2 separate regions of the Homo sapiens genome follow, and region 1 is linked to region 2. The links are chromatin loops, found by intact Hi-C in ENCODE. Cell type or tissue: IMR-90. All regions are shown on one strand.

Evidence for each region. Hi-C counts contacts between places; a loop is a spot of excess contacts. Peaks named below come from ENCODE experiments on the same cell type or tissue, not always from the same donor. Only the 100,000 strongest peaks of a DNase experiment are listed, where the experiment ranks them.
Region 1: a loop joins it to region 2, with 4 times the contacts of the local background. A loop is called at or near these places in 14 of 110 quality-filtered maps.

Annotation. Positions count from the first base shown.
Region 1 is chr7:114,022,511-114,030,510 of GRCh38, forward strand. No RefSeq gene overlaps it. Among named protein-coding and RNA genes, the nearest start is that of PPP1R3A, 110 kb to the left of the region's middle. In IMR-90, a CTCF peak has its summit at 4,187 (motif pointing right); no DNase peak of the experiment used is centred here.
Region 2 is chr7:114,406,318-114,414,317 of GRCh38, forward strand. It overlaps a transcript of FOXP2 not described here. Among named protein-coding and RNA genes, the nearest start is that of FOXP2, 4.5 kb to the right of the region's middle. In IMR-90, no CTCF peak of the experiment used is centred here; a DNase peak (open chromatin) is centred at 3,634; H3K27ac peaks cover 157 bases.

The DNA.
Region 1 (8,000 bases), 380 kb before region 2:
CCTTGCTTTGTATGGTTTCATCTCCGAAAATGTGGTTTTCTCATTTTTTGCCAGATCAATTCCAAAATTCAGCTCTGTTCACCCTCTCTCCCAAAGAACTTCCTTAAAAATCTCAAGTTGGTCTTTGCTATCTTTGTGCATCACTCTGGCATGGTATATATGAAGTCATATTCAAAGTTCTGGGTCATACTTTTTTTGAGGACAGAAACTAGGTTTTGCATCTTTGTATCTCATATGCCTACATAATGCCTCACTTGTCAATAAAATGATGTGAACTGCCACATAAAAACACACAAAGGCTGCTGGATGAGTACTGGAAGCCAGGGGAAGAGTCCCAGAGCTCCTGCGACTTTCTGCTTTTCTATTTACCTTAGGCTCATGCAGGTGAGCTCTTCTGGGATTTCTTTTTGTTTTTTTCTTTTTGTTTTGTTTCTGTTTTTGAGATGGAGTCTCCCTCATTCTATTGCCCAGGCTGGAGTGCAGTGGTATGATCTCGGCTCACTGCAACCTCCACCTCCTGGGTTCAAATTATTCCTCTCCCTCAGCCCCCCGACTAGCTGGGATTACAGGCGTGTGCCACCACACCAAGCTAATTTTTGTAGTTTTAGTAGAGACAGGGTTTCACCATGTTGGCTAGGCTGGTCTCGAACTCCTGGCCTGAAGTGATCTGCCTGCCTTGACCTCTCATAATGCTGGAATTACAGATGTGAGCCACCACACCCAGCCTCTTCTGGAATTTCTTATACCCTACTTAATTCAGCAGATTTTCATTGGGCACTGTCTTCGTCCATCCGGGCTATTACAAAAACAAACCTTAGACTGGGTGATCTATAAATAGTAGCAATTTATCTCTCACAGTTTTGGAGGCAAGGAAGTCCAAGATCAAGGCTCAGGCAGATTCAGTGTCCGATGAAGACTTGCTCTCTGCGTCACATAGAAGGTGCTGTGTCCTCAAATGGCAGAAGGGCAAGGTAGCTTTATTCAATCCCTTTTATAAGGGCATTAATCCCATTTATGAGAGTGAGCTCTCATGAATTAATCACTTCCCAAAGGCCCCATCTCTTAATACTATTCCATTGCCGGATAGGTATTAAGATATTGATTTTGTGGGGTACCGACATTTAGAGCCTACCAAGCTCCTTTTCTATATTCTAAATAGGAGCATAAGGAAACTCAGAGAAGGACCAGTACCTATCATCAGGAGAAAATATTTGAAAGACTAAATTTAGTTTTGTTACCATTTGTCATCCACATGCTCTACTAAATCAGCTTCATGTTGTGCCTGGACTGTCCAGGGGTCCACTCTGAGATTACTGCCCGTTATTAACTTTCTGCGCTGCCCAGGGCAGTGACTCAAGTTAGGCCTCACCCACCCCTGCTCTATGATCCCCCCAAATATTTGTATGCTCTATTTTTATTTTACATTACATGAACTAAAAGCGATGTTCAAGTAAATTCATCTCTACCACCCTGCTAATTGTGAGGAGTACGAGGAATGTTGCTACTGGCTCTACCTTTTTTCTCTACCTAACTTATGCCCTTCTTGAAAAAAAAAAGTATCTTAAATTAGTAAGTTATGGTTAAAAACTAAGATATGCATGTTCACATTCTGGCACCAAAGATATTCTTGATCCAGTAGTACCCCTCAAATCTTTTGTGTGGTCCAATTCCTACCCACAACTCTGAAAAATAAGTGCGGGGAAGGGCTAGAGCCACTGATAACACCTCATCTTCCCAGTCGCTCAAATCCTAAAATTTGGAAAAGGTCAATGATAGGTTAAAAGGAAAAACTCCCAACTGAGGAGAAGTCTCCATCTACCTTGTTTAGATACTTCAAAGAAGTTTTCTTAGTGCAGAAATAATTTTATGTCAGGGAAGCCCGTAACTGTTATGTGGACTGAACACCATATAACTATTATCCTTAACAATTGGGATTATGTATGCATCCTCCTACACAGTGATTTTAAGGCAAATTGAGTAAAAATGATCATTTTTTCTCCTATATAAAAGGGTCTCCAAATGAACCATGTTTAACCTAATGAGGCTTTAATAATAAGTATTGATTGAAACATGAAGTCATTTTGATGGCTACACTCATCTGGATACAAATCTGAAGAACTTGGGCACTTTTTTAAAATAGTTTCCCCTAATTCCTGACCATGGAGAAGCAGTGCATCTGGGGTACCGTCTGAAAAATCTATGTTTGTTTTACTAAGTACTTGGGTGATGCTGAAGTAGTTTTTTGGAGAAACCCCTAAAATAGGGAATAAAAGCTTTCTCAGTGTGTTTGTAAAATTAATGTAAATATTGGTCAATATGAAATAACACTGAAACACTTCCTATTTTAGAATTATGTATCAGAATTGCAGCTCATGCACCTAACAGCCCAATAACTACTGTTCTGTATAATAACTTCATTTCTAGTTTCTGGCCCCCATTCTGCTTAGATCTTGAAAACTTAACTCAGCTCTTCCTGGAATTTTTCCAGAGTGATGGCATAGTTCTAGGATCTTACACAGGATCAAGGATGAGGGAAAGGGGTCCATCTGGCTTTGGCCATCAGTACAGGTCTTTCTGCCTGTTTCGGCCTCATGGTTCAGAACATTCCAGATCCTTTTGCTACTCCTTTTGAGGTATTATTGAGATAAGAGAACTCTTTGTGGCTTCGTATGATCCCTGATGCCTGGACAGAGAAGACAGCCATTTCCACCCTTAGATCTAGCCACCCTAGCCCCTCTTCATCCCCAGCATACTATCAAGAAGCAGGACTTAACTCCCTCTCTGCTCTCTAGTCTTACAAGTCTCTCTCTTCTTCACTTCGTGATACTTATATGTCTCTAGACTAGACTAAGTCTTTCTCACTTTGTGTTTCTCTAAGACATGAGCTTGTGCATATAATTCTACATCCATCAGTCACATAAACCCAACCAATCTAGGACTTCTGGAAACCCATGCCAGGAACAGCAGTGTGCATTACACACTCCACACAAATACTTAATGAGGCAACAATAGGTACTTGCTGAATAGGAAATACAGGAGAAAAATACACATCTAAGAAATATTATCAAAAGCAAAATTCAGGATTTAAAATTCAGTGTAACATTAAAATTTCAGTCAAATATTCTATACCTGGTAACAAGCCAATATTCATAAATATTTTATGAAAGCTATCATTCCCATTTGATGAAATCCATTTCACCATATTTGAAACATACCTTTATACTGTGGGATCATTTGGTTGAAAGAATCAAAAACCTCCAGGTCATGGAAGAAGGCAGTCATTGGAAGGCATTATCAGGGACAACCAAGAATAAGAAACAAAGCCAAAAGCTGGGGCACAGGAAGACTGGCATTGAAAGTCAAAAAATAAGATTACCCGTTTCTCTCATAAATTATAGGTCCCTCGTCTTTGTTATTCTCTACACATGGCCCCACTATTCTGACTTCTCTAAAGAATTGCCTTATTCTCTTTCTTTGTGGATTCCATAACTTGAAAATGGCTTTGACATTCCATTGTATTGCTTCATTCTTGGCTTATAATGAATATTCATGATAAACAGTTCAATGAACTGTACCCCAGGGAAGACCAATGGTTTGTGCATCTGCTCCTTCTGGCAGCTGTGACTGGAACAGGTTCTCTTAAAAAAAAAAACAAAAACAAATAAGTGCTTGGTCTGGAGGCTATAATGGTATGGTCACTAAATTTGGCATGCCCATCCTGAATTCTGAAAATAATATCTGGCACTTTTAAGTCTTCCATATGCTATAAGGCATATGTTAGTTTCACTCTGGCCACAGAATGACACAAGTATGTCATTTATAATATTGATAATATTATAATAATTATGCGATAGTACATCATTTCCAACTTTACATCAATCATATCTATAGCCTTGACTTTAGAAACCAACCAATCGAAAAATAAAAATAGAATCGAATAAAAAGCTGTCAACCTCAAATCAGCTCTTTTAGGCATAAAACATTCTATCTCAGTCAAACCAGATGTCACTCCAGTGTTGAGTGTAACAGCCAATTTTAGTTAATGTCTAGGAGTATCAAATGAATTCTGTCTTAATTTGTATCTCTTTTAGGTGGCCATTCAGCCATCTATAAGTTGTTTCTCACTACCAATTTTCTAAAAGCAGAAGTAACACAAATTGATTTTTAAAAGCCCTTTACCACTAGGTGGCACCAAATAGCCATAATTCATAGAATGTCTCCTAAAGCCATACACCTGCCATTTAAGGATTATCATTCTTTCTTTGCTTAAAAAGAAAATATTTATAAAAATTAAAAACAACTAATTTCTTCCTTCTTTGGAATAAGAAATACATATAATATTTTTTCCTAAATAGACTATTTTTCTTTTTTAATAAATTGAAATATATTCATTTAACCTTTGTGTTAATAAATTGATGGTAACATTCTTTGTTGAATTTCACAATGTTATTCATTTCCCCCATTAAATGCTTGCAGTATTCGAAATATTTGTTTTTGTTTTGCTTAGAAATATTTAATAGGACCCTATCTAGAGATTTTGATTTTGTTAAGATCTAGATTTACTGAGTATGGTCCCTGTCATTACAGAATATGCCTTTATTTTAATAGGGATGTTCTCAGTCCAAGGATGCATTTGGATTATGATATAGATGCTGTGGAAAAAGATGCCTCTCCCTACCTACACTTGTAAATTCCCCTCTAATACAGGGCTTACCACACTACTTTAGGTTTTTGTCACCTTGAGGTTTGACTACTGCCATGTCCTCTACCTTGGTTGACAGAGGAAGAGCCCTAGAATATTCAGCTAGAATGAATGTGACAGCTTGTCTGTTTAGCAATGCCAACCACACAGAGCACATTATACAGATGCTCTGTGCATAGCTCTGGCTTCCAACAGTCATTCTAGGTGTTCAGTTTAATTTATACAGCTCTCCACGGCCTAGGACTTCTAAGTAAGTTATACGACATATTCATTTCCTATCCTGGCAGTTAAGGCATGTTACCAGATAGTTCCTAGATACAATGGTGAACTCAAAAGTTAGAGGTCCTTGACTCTACCACTCAATCTCATTTTCTGGCTTGAAAAGAGCTTGTTTTGCTCTATACAAGCTTTTCTTGAAAATATGGGTCCTTAAATTAAATTCTATGAATAGTATTTATTTGTGTAGATAGGGTCTAGCAAAACAAAATGTCATGTCAGTGTTTCAACTGATAGAAATGATATTTTAGCAATAGGCATCTATTATAAAAATTATAAGAAAAATTAAGTGAAATTAACAGAATAGCAAAAACTAGCTTAAGTGTAATGTAGTTCATTATGATTATCATTCAGTAAGCATGTATTGAATGTTGAGTAAGATACTATATTAGAAACTGTAATACACTGCAGCAAACTATACAAAACTATAATGTTATTAAATGAAAAATTGTAACAAATGTAAAATAAAAATATTGAGTTACTAATTTTTCGTTGGAATTATTCAATATCCTTCCAACTAACTTGTTGCTTTGGTAGAATATGAAATAAAGAAAGACAAATATCTCAACATTACAAATTGGCCTGAATTTCAAGGAACTAGAAAAGCTAGGAACCAAATTCAACATGAATAAATAAAAAGAAATTAGTTTGAATAACCTTAACATATAACAAATACATACTCTGTGTATCTGTAATTTTCTCAATCAGAAACTACTCATTAGAAGAAAACAAGGGCTTAGCGAATATTTTATTTCAAATCTGTGTCTTTTCCTGAAGCAGGCATTTTAGATACCTTCTATGTCCTGAAAAAAAAGAAAATCAAATAAATTAATGACGATTTCCCTTGACCATAATCTAGCATGTTTGGGAGGGATTCCTGTGATTGCACACTTCCAAACATTAGTTAGTGAAAAGGCTCTAAGTTTATCAATAAAAATAGAGTTAAAAATGAAAAGAATGCAGGGGGTGAATGAAATGCTAAAATGCACACATTTCTTGATTTTAATTATAATAAAATTTTTTTCTTTAATCAGAATCATGACAGTAAACACACTTTTTAACTGCCAGTGAGATGACTTTGGCAAGGGTTATACATTTAAAATGGTAAAATAACTTCTGGATGAATAAAAACAATGTATATTTAAAGAAATTTCAATGATTAAAAGTATTTAAGTTGTGCGACAAAAAGAGTTCTAGATCCTCTCTGAGTTCCCTTTTGTTTTTGTCACTTCTTTTTCTTTTAAAGACAGGGTCTCACATTGTCACCCAGGTTAGAGTGCAGTGTCACTGACATAGCTCATTGCAGCCTTGACTTTCTGGGCTTAAGCCATCCTTCCATCTCAGCCTTCCTAGTAGCTGGGACTACAAGAGTGCATCACTGTGCCCAGCTAATTTCTTCTTTTTTTTTTTTTTTTTTTTGGCAGAGACAGGGTCTCACTATGTTGCCCAGGCTGGTCTTGAACTCTTGGACTTAAGTGATCCTCCTGCCTCAGCCTTCCAAAGTGCTGGGATTACAGCTGTGAACCACTGTACCCATCCTGTGTTTGTCACTTCTATCATCTTTCCTTTCAGTATCTGCCATTACTTATGGTTTTACCTTTTCTGAATAAAAAATAGAATTATATTTGGTTTTCTGACTATCTTCAGCAAGAATGGTCTTTCAGCAGATGGTTTTCCAGGAGTGATGGAAATGTATTGACAAAGTACATTTTTGAAAACTTTTGCCTAATGTTTATTAGGATAACCAGGTGACATACTTACATTTCAGTTTGCATGTCATCTGTTTTCCACATAAGGCTGACACAGAAAAACTGACTAATAAGAAATATTGGTTTCAACGCCCAAACTTTGACTTCTCTCTAAACCTTCATTATTGGAGGTAATATTATGATCTTGCATGCTTATAAAAATGCAGGGAAGTAACTGATGAAATTTGTTCTGTCACAAAGTCACTTGTCTCAAAATTAGATTATATTTTACTACCATATTTTGCATATAGGCTATAGAACCATCTAATGCCAAAACAGCAGACAAAAAGTGTACGTGTATGGGGGAGTTCCATAAACCCATCATCTTGAATATATAAATTTCAAATAGCCAATATCGGTGTGTCATTATTGACCCATTAAAAAACGAAGATTTCTGACTTAAAATATACCCTTAAAAATATATCCAGAGATGGTTGAGCAAATCCACTTGATTGAGTTCTCTACCTTTAATCCCTATTGATTAATACTAGTGGCTAATATTTGTAGAGAATGTACTCAAAGTATCAGGAGCTATACTAAGCACTTTACATTTGTTGTCTACTTTTTTTTGTAAGATGCTATCAGTAGAGATTATATACACAAATCTTGGACAAGATCACACATCTGACTGTCTTAGATTTGAACCCATACAGTTAGACAAGACAGCCTATATTTTAAATCATTTCACTATAGAGCTCTGAATTTAATACCATGGTTTCTACATTAGTTTAATTAATCTTTTTAATAAACAAGTAATGATTTTTAAGATATCTTTCATTGCTATGATAACCCCTTTTTTTTAGTTTCTCTTAGTTTTGTCTTTTTTTTTAAGAGACAGATTCTCACTATGTTGCCCAGGCTGGCCTCAAACAACTTCTGGGTTCAAATAATCTTCCTGCCCTGGCCTCCTGACTAACTGGGACTACATGCCCAGGGCAATGTGCCTGGCTTATTCTTTCTATTTATACAGCAATTAATGAATACCTATTTATTGGAAAGGATTTAAGCAATAGCTATAAAATGTTAAAGTGCTCTCTCACTTCTGCATTCCAAGTTCCCAACTGAAAGGCAACATATATTAAAATTCTGTTGTCTGTAATTTAAGTTCTCTTGCTAAGAACTAACACACATATACATAAAAGTATAGAGGCCAGGCATGGTGGCTCACACCTGGAATCCCAGAACTTTAGGAGGCCAAAGCGGGTGATCACTTGAAGCCTATGTAACAAAACAAGACCTCATCTCTACAAAAAAAAAAAATTAAAAATCAGCCA
Region 2 (8,000 bases):
TTTTGTTTATAGTCTTGAGAATAAGTTACAGTTATTTTAACATTAGCTCAACTCAAAGTACAGGTTTTTACAAGTTTCGTATTTGTTGTGTGATGTTTGTACAGGTGTGGCATGATGGAATTATTTAAATGTGATGATTTTATTATTCTGATTTGAATCCTTATCATATGCATTTTAGCTTTATTTTCAGATATCCATTATACATGACTTATTAAAACACCATGCACTGTAAAAATAGTTGTTACAAAGTGAGGAAACTGCTATTTCATTATGTATAACTTTCTCACTTACATAATGCAGTTTCCATTCTGAAAAAGAATTGAGTCACAACTAAATTGAGGAAAAAGTTAAAAAAGAAAGTGTTTTTGAATATCCAAAACTTGCTTTCTAGAGAGAGGAAGAGTAAAAGCCATAATGTCTCCTTCGAGGCATAAAAGCACTCTTTATATATTTATTCTTTATCCCTTTCTTTCTCCCTCAGTTCCCGCTTTACCTCCTCCCTCTCTCCCTAGCCTAAGTCTCTGTCTTTATCGCTACAGTACAGTATATTTTCCTATGGTAATTTAGACTAACATTGCCATTAAAATACAAAATTAGAAGTAAAGTTGGAAGCGTTTAAGAATTATTTTTGAGAAGTTTATGTCTGCTTGTTTTAGTAACTTGAACAGAGAGAAGAAGGGAAGGAGAGAACCAGACAGGAGGAAAATGAGAGAAATAGTAAGAAAAGGGAATAAGAGAGGAAAAGACAGAGCTGAAGGCTTGGGAAGAGGAAATAAATCAGATTACATTATATGCAAATTTTGAGTACCAAAGGAAGATAAAGTGTGAAAACTGTCTAAACGTGTGAAAAGTTGACATTTGTATTCTCGAAATCATTTTAACAGTCTGCAAAAGAAATTCATAAATAAATAGTAAATAAAATATTCCTGGAAGGTTTAGTGATGTCTAAAAGATAAATAGTTGGAATTACAATTTAGATTGCTTCACTAATATAACAATCAAACATCAGACCACCAAGAAGGTGTTTTAATAGCATAGAAAATAGCAACGCATTTCCTATACTGAAATGTAGCAAGTGGTTTTTGTGTGTCTGAAAGATTCTACTAATTTCATAGCATAAACAACAAACCTGGTGCTAACAGTAGTCTGCACTGTGGACTTTTTAAGTTGTTTACCTGAAACACTGCTGGAAATGGTTGTCAGAAAAGGGACAAGAAAAATGCTTTATGTAGTGAGAGGCACTAGATTACAAATATTAAATCAGCCTTTTGAACAATATGAATAACCATGTTAATACTTTTCCTTCAGCAGAGAACAAGAAAAAAAAGGATTACATTTATGAGCAAACAGTGCTTTTCTAAAGCATATATTCTTATCTATTTTATTTCTATGCAAATATTTGAACAGTTTAGGTTTTCCTTGACCTTTGTATTTATTTATAGCGTTTTGCAAAAAGTATGGGTGCATGCTTAGGAATTAATAACTTCAGGACATGATTGTTAAGGTCTGGTAAAGCTGTAAAAGCCCCAAGAACCAGCATTCTAGCATCATTCAGTAAAAACATGTTTTTTATTCTCTTATATATTAGTCCATGTTTCATCAAGGACAGCTTTCTCAAATGTTATTTCAGCTTAATTAAAAATCTGCTTAAAAGGATATACAAAATATTTTAATTATCAAGTGTAATGATATTTTCTTTGTTTCACTCTATAAAATGTAAAGCTGAATTTTTGATTAACATTTTATTTGTAAAATTGAACAATGTAATGATTTAAATGCTTTATTTTGAATACTTGTTTCATTTATGAGCTTATATCCTCACATTTTGGCATCAAGTTATTTTTATTTTTCTCAGTTTTTGTCATAAAAAGACATCAGAAGAAAACTAAATGTAACATAGTTTAATTAGCAGATTGGGCTACCACAGTTTAAAATTAAAACTTTAGGCCTTATTTTTTAGATCTTGATTATTTTTAAGTTTAAATTTATGTAACACATAGTTTCTCACTATAATTTTCTAAACCCTTGAAGTATAAAACATGACAATATCCAAATTCATATATTCCACATAATAGATAACTGTTCATGTTGGTGATTAAATGCTAAGTATTTATAACATAATGAATGGGCCAGGCGCAGTGGCTCACACCTGTAATTCCAATACTTTGGGAGGCCGAGGTGGGTGGATCATTTGAGGTCAGGAGTTCCAGACCAGCCTGGCCAATATGGTGAAACCCTGTCTCTACGAAAAATACAAAAATTAGCAGGGCATGGTGGTGCATGTCTGTAATCCCAGCTACTCAGGAGGCTGAGGCAGGAGAATCGCTTGAACCTGGGAGGCAGAGGTTGGAGTGAAATGAGATTGAGCCATTGCACTCCAATCGGGGAGACAGAGCTAGACTCCCTCTCAAAAACATAAATAAAAATAAATAAATAAATAAATAAATACAATGAATGTGTGCCTTATCTTTTCATATCAGCAGTGACATCATATTTTAAAGAAAGTACTTGGTACTTGTTAATTTCAAATTCAGAGTGGCAAGGAGAAAGCAAACCTTTATTTTTGAATAATTGACCAGAGTACTTGTTACTTTTTTCTTCATTGTCTTATCAGTAACCCTTCCTATCTCTTTTGCTGTAATTCTATAGAGTTCTATCATTTATCATAAACAAAATAATATACTAAATGTAAAGGTTAAGCATTTTATTTTGTTAGATAAAAGTTTTTGTTATTTGCTTATTTACCATCTATTTAGAACTTCTGGTGCTAGTATTTCTCTTACAATAGAAATTTTTGACCGTTAAATTTGGTTTAGATCAACACTTTTTAGTCTTTTTGGCAAATAATATTGCCTTAAATGGATCTAATAGCAATTAAATGATTAAACTTGTTTAATATATTAAAATTTCTCATTTGAAATCTGTAGTCTATCTTTGTTTTCTTCTTATGAGAAATCGTTAGTATAAATTGAATACCTACTTTTGCACATTCAGTGATGTTAGTTCTTATTTAACCCAGATCCAAGGATGGAGTGTATACAATGCTAAGAGCATATAACAAGAACTTAACTACAGATATGTCAAAATATCAGTTGTATGAGTGTCTTCATGCACTTCTTCATAAAACAAAATAGTTTTATTTCATCTTTAAGAAACTTTTAAAAAAGCAAGTTATTTTTAATGAAGAATAAATTCAATACATTTTCATGGACATCTTATTGAATCTTTTTCCATTTTCTTCATATGAATATTAACTGATTATTTAACTCTTCCTTATTTTCCCATACCTAATTATTAATTGGCTGTGTCATTCTGGCAATTTTTCTCTGCCTCAGTTTCTCCTTCTATAAAATGGGAAAGAAAGTACTTGCATCATAGAATTATTGTTTGATTGTTTTCCAATTGATTTTGGCTTTTCTCATTCCTATCTCTTCATACATTTTATTATATAAACTGGTCTAAATTAACTTTCCTAAAACATCTGTAATCTTATAATTCTCCAGATTTGATAACCATCTTGATACTCCCTGTTGCCCATGGAATACAATTTGGGCTTCTCCTTCTGACACCTCCAGTTTCAGACCTAACTCACCCTAGTGTATTCCATTACTCACTGACTGACTAAGCTCCAATCTATCTGAACCACATGCCTGCCTTGGGATAGAACTCATCATTATGTCTTTAGTTTTGCTTCACTTTTTCTGGAGCACTGTCAAATATATTTCCTCTTAAAAAAATCCTGCCTGTTATTTGGGGGGCAGTTCCAATACTGGGATCTTCGCCATATAGACTTCTTTGTTCTCTCAGCTATTATCTTTCCTAGTTCAGAACACACACCACTAAATGGCGTTGTACTCTCTTCACATATTCCTCATACTCTATATTCTAGGCAGGGTTAGATACATATCTGTAGTACTTGATTGAGAGTTTTCAGGGCAGAGACTAGATCGGATTTTACTATGAATTCTTCTCCTACTTTCCCATGACACCCAACAGAGTACTCTGTACGTAGAAGATATTCTGTAAATAAAGTTTATTAGGGAAACATTGTGGCAGAACAGAAAGAACACAGGCATTTGAGTCAAAAAAGACATAGATATTGTTTGACCCTGAGGAACTTAAAATATGGGAGTCCCACTGTCTTCATCTGTAAAAAAGGTAATATTATCTGCTTTTCAGGCTGGAGGGAAGGATTAGATATGATGCATGTAAACATTCATAATATGCCTGGATGTAGTAGATGCTCAATAAATATTTTCCTTTTTGTTTTATGTAACAAAACTTATTTCTTCTATTGTCTACCATAAAAAGTATGGCAGTGCATGTGAGATTGATCACTGTGTATAGATGAGGAGAGTTGACTTTCAATAAACAGTATGTGTTTCCTTGAGAAAAAATTACCACCGCCTTTGGAAAAGATGTCTTGGATATGTTATAGCTATACACAGGTAGTTTCCGAACTTGCATCTCTCAACTATTCTTTCTCTGAAATACCCCTCTCAATAATACTGTTGGAGTGTAGGCAGTAGAAAATAGTAGATGAAGGTGGCAGTAGCCAAAAAAAAAAAGAAAAGACTTGTCACTTTCATCTATTAAGTATTAGATTTATTTATTCATTTAGGCAACAAATATTTCAAGACTTTATATGTAGGTTATGCTAGTAGATAGAGTATCTAACATAAAACATTGCACTCTCAGCGAACTTAGTGTTTGGGACAGGAAGATAAAATGCATACATAAATGGCAATGGGAAAAAAGACACATGAGTAAGGTATTAAGATTGGGATTCAGTGCAACTCTGGAGCCAAACTTATGTGGTGGCCACAGAAGAACACTGTGTTTTGAAACCTCACATCGCCAAAGGTATACCATATTCTTTATCTGGCTTTCGATTTTGGATTACTGTAATGGTATGTGAATGTGCTTAGACTAATAGAAAGGAAATTGGGATTAGCCCCAAGCCTGTGTTATGTATTAAAATGCTGATTAAAATAAATAGAAATGAAATTTTTCCCACTCAAGTTTCTGACAACAAATACACCTGTAACTCAAATCAGACACACATTTGAAAAAGCACAGAATTCCCCTGTAGTTTATATTCATTTTTATGTGAGATTAAATAGAAGGTAAGCATAACGCTCAAAATATGGAGACTTGACCATTTTTGAATAAAGGAATTTCACAGTACTGCTGTAAAACAAAGCAGGCAGTTCTTCCATGTTTCTGTTTTGTTAAAATATGTATTTCATCTTTTATCTGTTTGAAATGGTGGCTGCAATTTAGTAAATGCCACCGATTTAGTTTAGATTTTATTGTTACAATGTTACAGTTTTGATAGCACTGGGCATTTTTTCCTGTTAGTTTGTTCTGCTGCTTTCAAGATTGGTATTTAATCAGTGTCCTAGCTCATTCGATGTGTCTTGCTTATAGATCCCTCTGCACTAGAGAGAAGAACCAAGTCTTCTCAAAGCTGACAGTTGTCCAGGGGATTTACAACTGATCATATCCAGTGTGGGGGAAATTTGACCTTTCATACATTCTTTTCCATAACTATTTTGGGGGAAAACAAGATTAGTTTTCATGGAGCCAGTGCATGGCACATAGTAGGTATTCAATGTGTTTTTGAAATAGATTTTAATACAGCAAAATGTTTGCTATGTTATGCCTTGAAATGTGCTTGTTTTGAACAAACTCAGGTGTCATAGTACAAAATTACCAGTGTTATAGTTCAGTGGAATTGCTAATAGGTCATCTCATGTTTAAGAAATTAAAAAATATTTTTAAAGATTTGCTATTGGAAGAAATCATAATAAGGGCATAGAAAGAAAACACCACAGTCTGGTTAGCAATCTATTTTTAAAATTACTATGATTATTTTGGAAGATATAAGTTAAAATTTTTTTACTTAGTGGCATCTTCCTGATCACGTACCTGCCATAGGGTTATAAAATGAAAGGAGTTTTACTATGTAATGTAATGTAGTCATAGTCTTTTATGTTAAGCAAAATTTGATTGTGAAAACTAATATGCAGAGTGTAACATTTTCTTTAATAACCTGGAGTTATTTCCAGGTGATATCGAAGAGTAGTGTGCTGATAGTAAAGAATGTGGGACTCTTCAGGAACAAATGACTTGACAAAATGGTTATACACTTCTTCCTAATACATTTGTGTGTGTGTGAGATTGTTTGTGTTTATTGGGAGGTATTTGCATTAGTTAATTATTTCTTTTCCTAGTTTTTGTCACCTTTATATGTGCTTAGTGAAGCTTGCTATAAATTATTTAGGCCTGAACTGAAGGTTAATGTCATTGTAACCAGCCAAACTTGACGTACCCCGATGCAGCTTTGTGCGGGAGGCACCTATGGCTTGATAGCTGTGTGAAACTGTTGCCTACAGAGATGGGCTCTTGACACTGTCTGCCAGCCTGAGGCTGTCCGCTTTGTGTCTGCTTTAATTGAAAATTAATAGTTAGGGGGTTGCTATGGAAATGATACCATTGCTTGCAGACAGCAAACCCAGCTTTTTGCAAAGAGACACTAGTGGTATTGTTTGTCCTTGTTGACCTCAGAAGTTCAAAAGCCTGGAGGAGGAAAGGAGATGCAAATATTTTACTTAAAAAAATGAATTTACATATTTATAACAATATTTTTGAATGTCAGAGGTATCAATTTTTTTAACTTTTGTTGGTAAAAATGAGTGTAAGCTTTTAAATTTTATGTTAATTGCTACTACACTGCTTTCTAGGTTGATAAGGCACTATTGCTGAAGAGCATTATGTTATCATTTTAGTGAATGTAAACAGATTTGTGTGAAAATGTTATTTGACTGATGTGATAATGGAAACTATCCTTTATTTCCTCTGGAGTACATAAAGTCATTTGTGTCATTGTATACATTATTCACAGTTTCTTTGAAATGTGGAAGCCCTGTAAACTGTGAAGAGTTGGGAGAAAAAATTTTTAAATGAACAAAGCAGACTTAAAAAATATATTCCTGATACTTGAATATTCGCAGTTGTTTAATTCCCTTAAAATATAAGTTACTATTGCTCATATAATTTCATTTGCTTTGTTCACAATCTGATAAAAAAATGTTAAAAATAAATGTTTACAGGTACTTGCCTATTGCATGAGTTTCCTGTGTTTAAATTTTGGTTTAAAAAAAAACCAATATAAACATACTTTTAATGAGTGAATTATTTAACTATAAAATGAAAAAAATTGCTAACAGAATATTAAACGGTTTTGTATCACAGAGCTAAAGAATAAGTGCTTTCAGTTCCTTTCAGGGGAGGTGGAGAAATAGTGCAGCCTCAGGGGTTGAAGGTGAAATGTGAAATTTGCTGTAATTACTTACCCAAAATGTCTGTATTAAAGGCTATTAGAAGCAGTTATTTTAAGTACTTCTTTATACATCTTTCCCTCTTCTGTTTAGTATTTAAATGTGCAACAAAAGTAGTGGCAGATGTTACTCATCTGAAGAAACTAAAACAAGATAAGTCAGTGGCAGGAGTGGTGGCCGGTTAAAGATCTCTTCGAAGTGCTTTGTTCAGTAACTGTTGTTTTGTCTCACATTAAGTTGTAGGTGGGGTGCTGTTAAAGCTTGTCCACTCACGATGGTGTTCAGCTGAGACCTGTGAGTTCAAGTTGTCTTGCCCAGAGTTAAAGGCCATAAAACTAAGACAGTGTCGTTCCTGTCTTGGGTGTAACTCCTAAAAAACTAGTCAGTTCTTGCAATAGGAGGAAAATTATTGCAAATAAACCTTTGATTTACCAGCTTCAGTAAGTTGTTCATTCTGTCTCTGTAGCTGTAGTTTTTACCTTAACAGTTTGAGGCTACCATTTCTCTTCCTTTCATGCTTATGGGGTCCACACAAACCCTGCTAGGCTACCTACAGTATAAAATCTTAAAACTCCATGTGGTGTTGTGAGCTGGTAGCAGATGGACTTTCTTTTGCATCTGCTGTGTACAGACTTGGCTTTGTACTCTTTTCCTGGG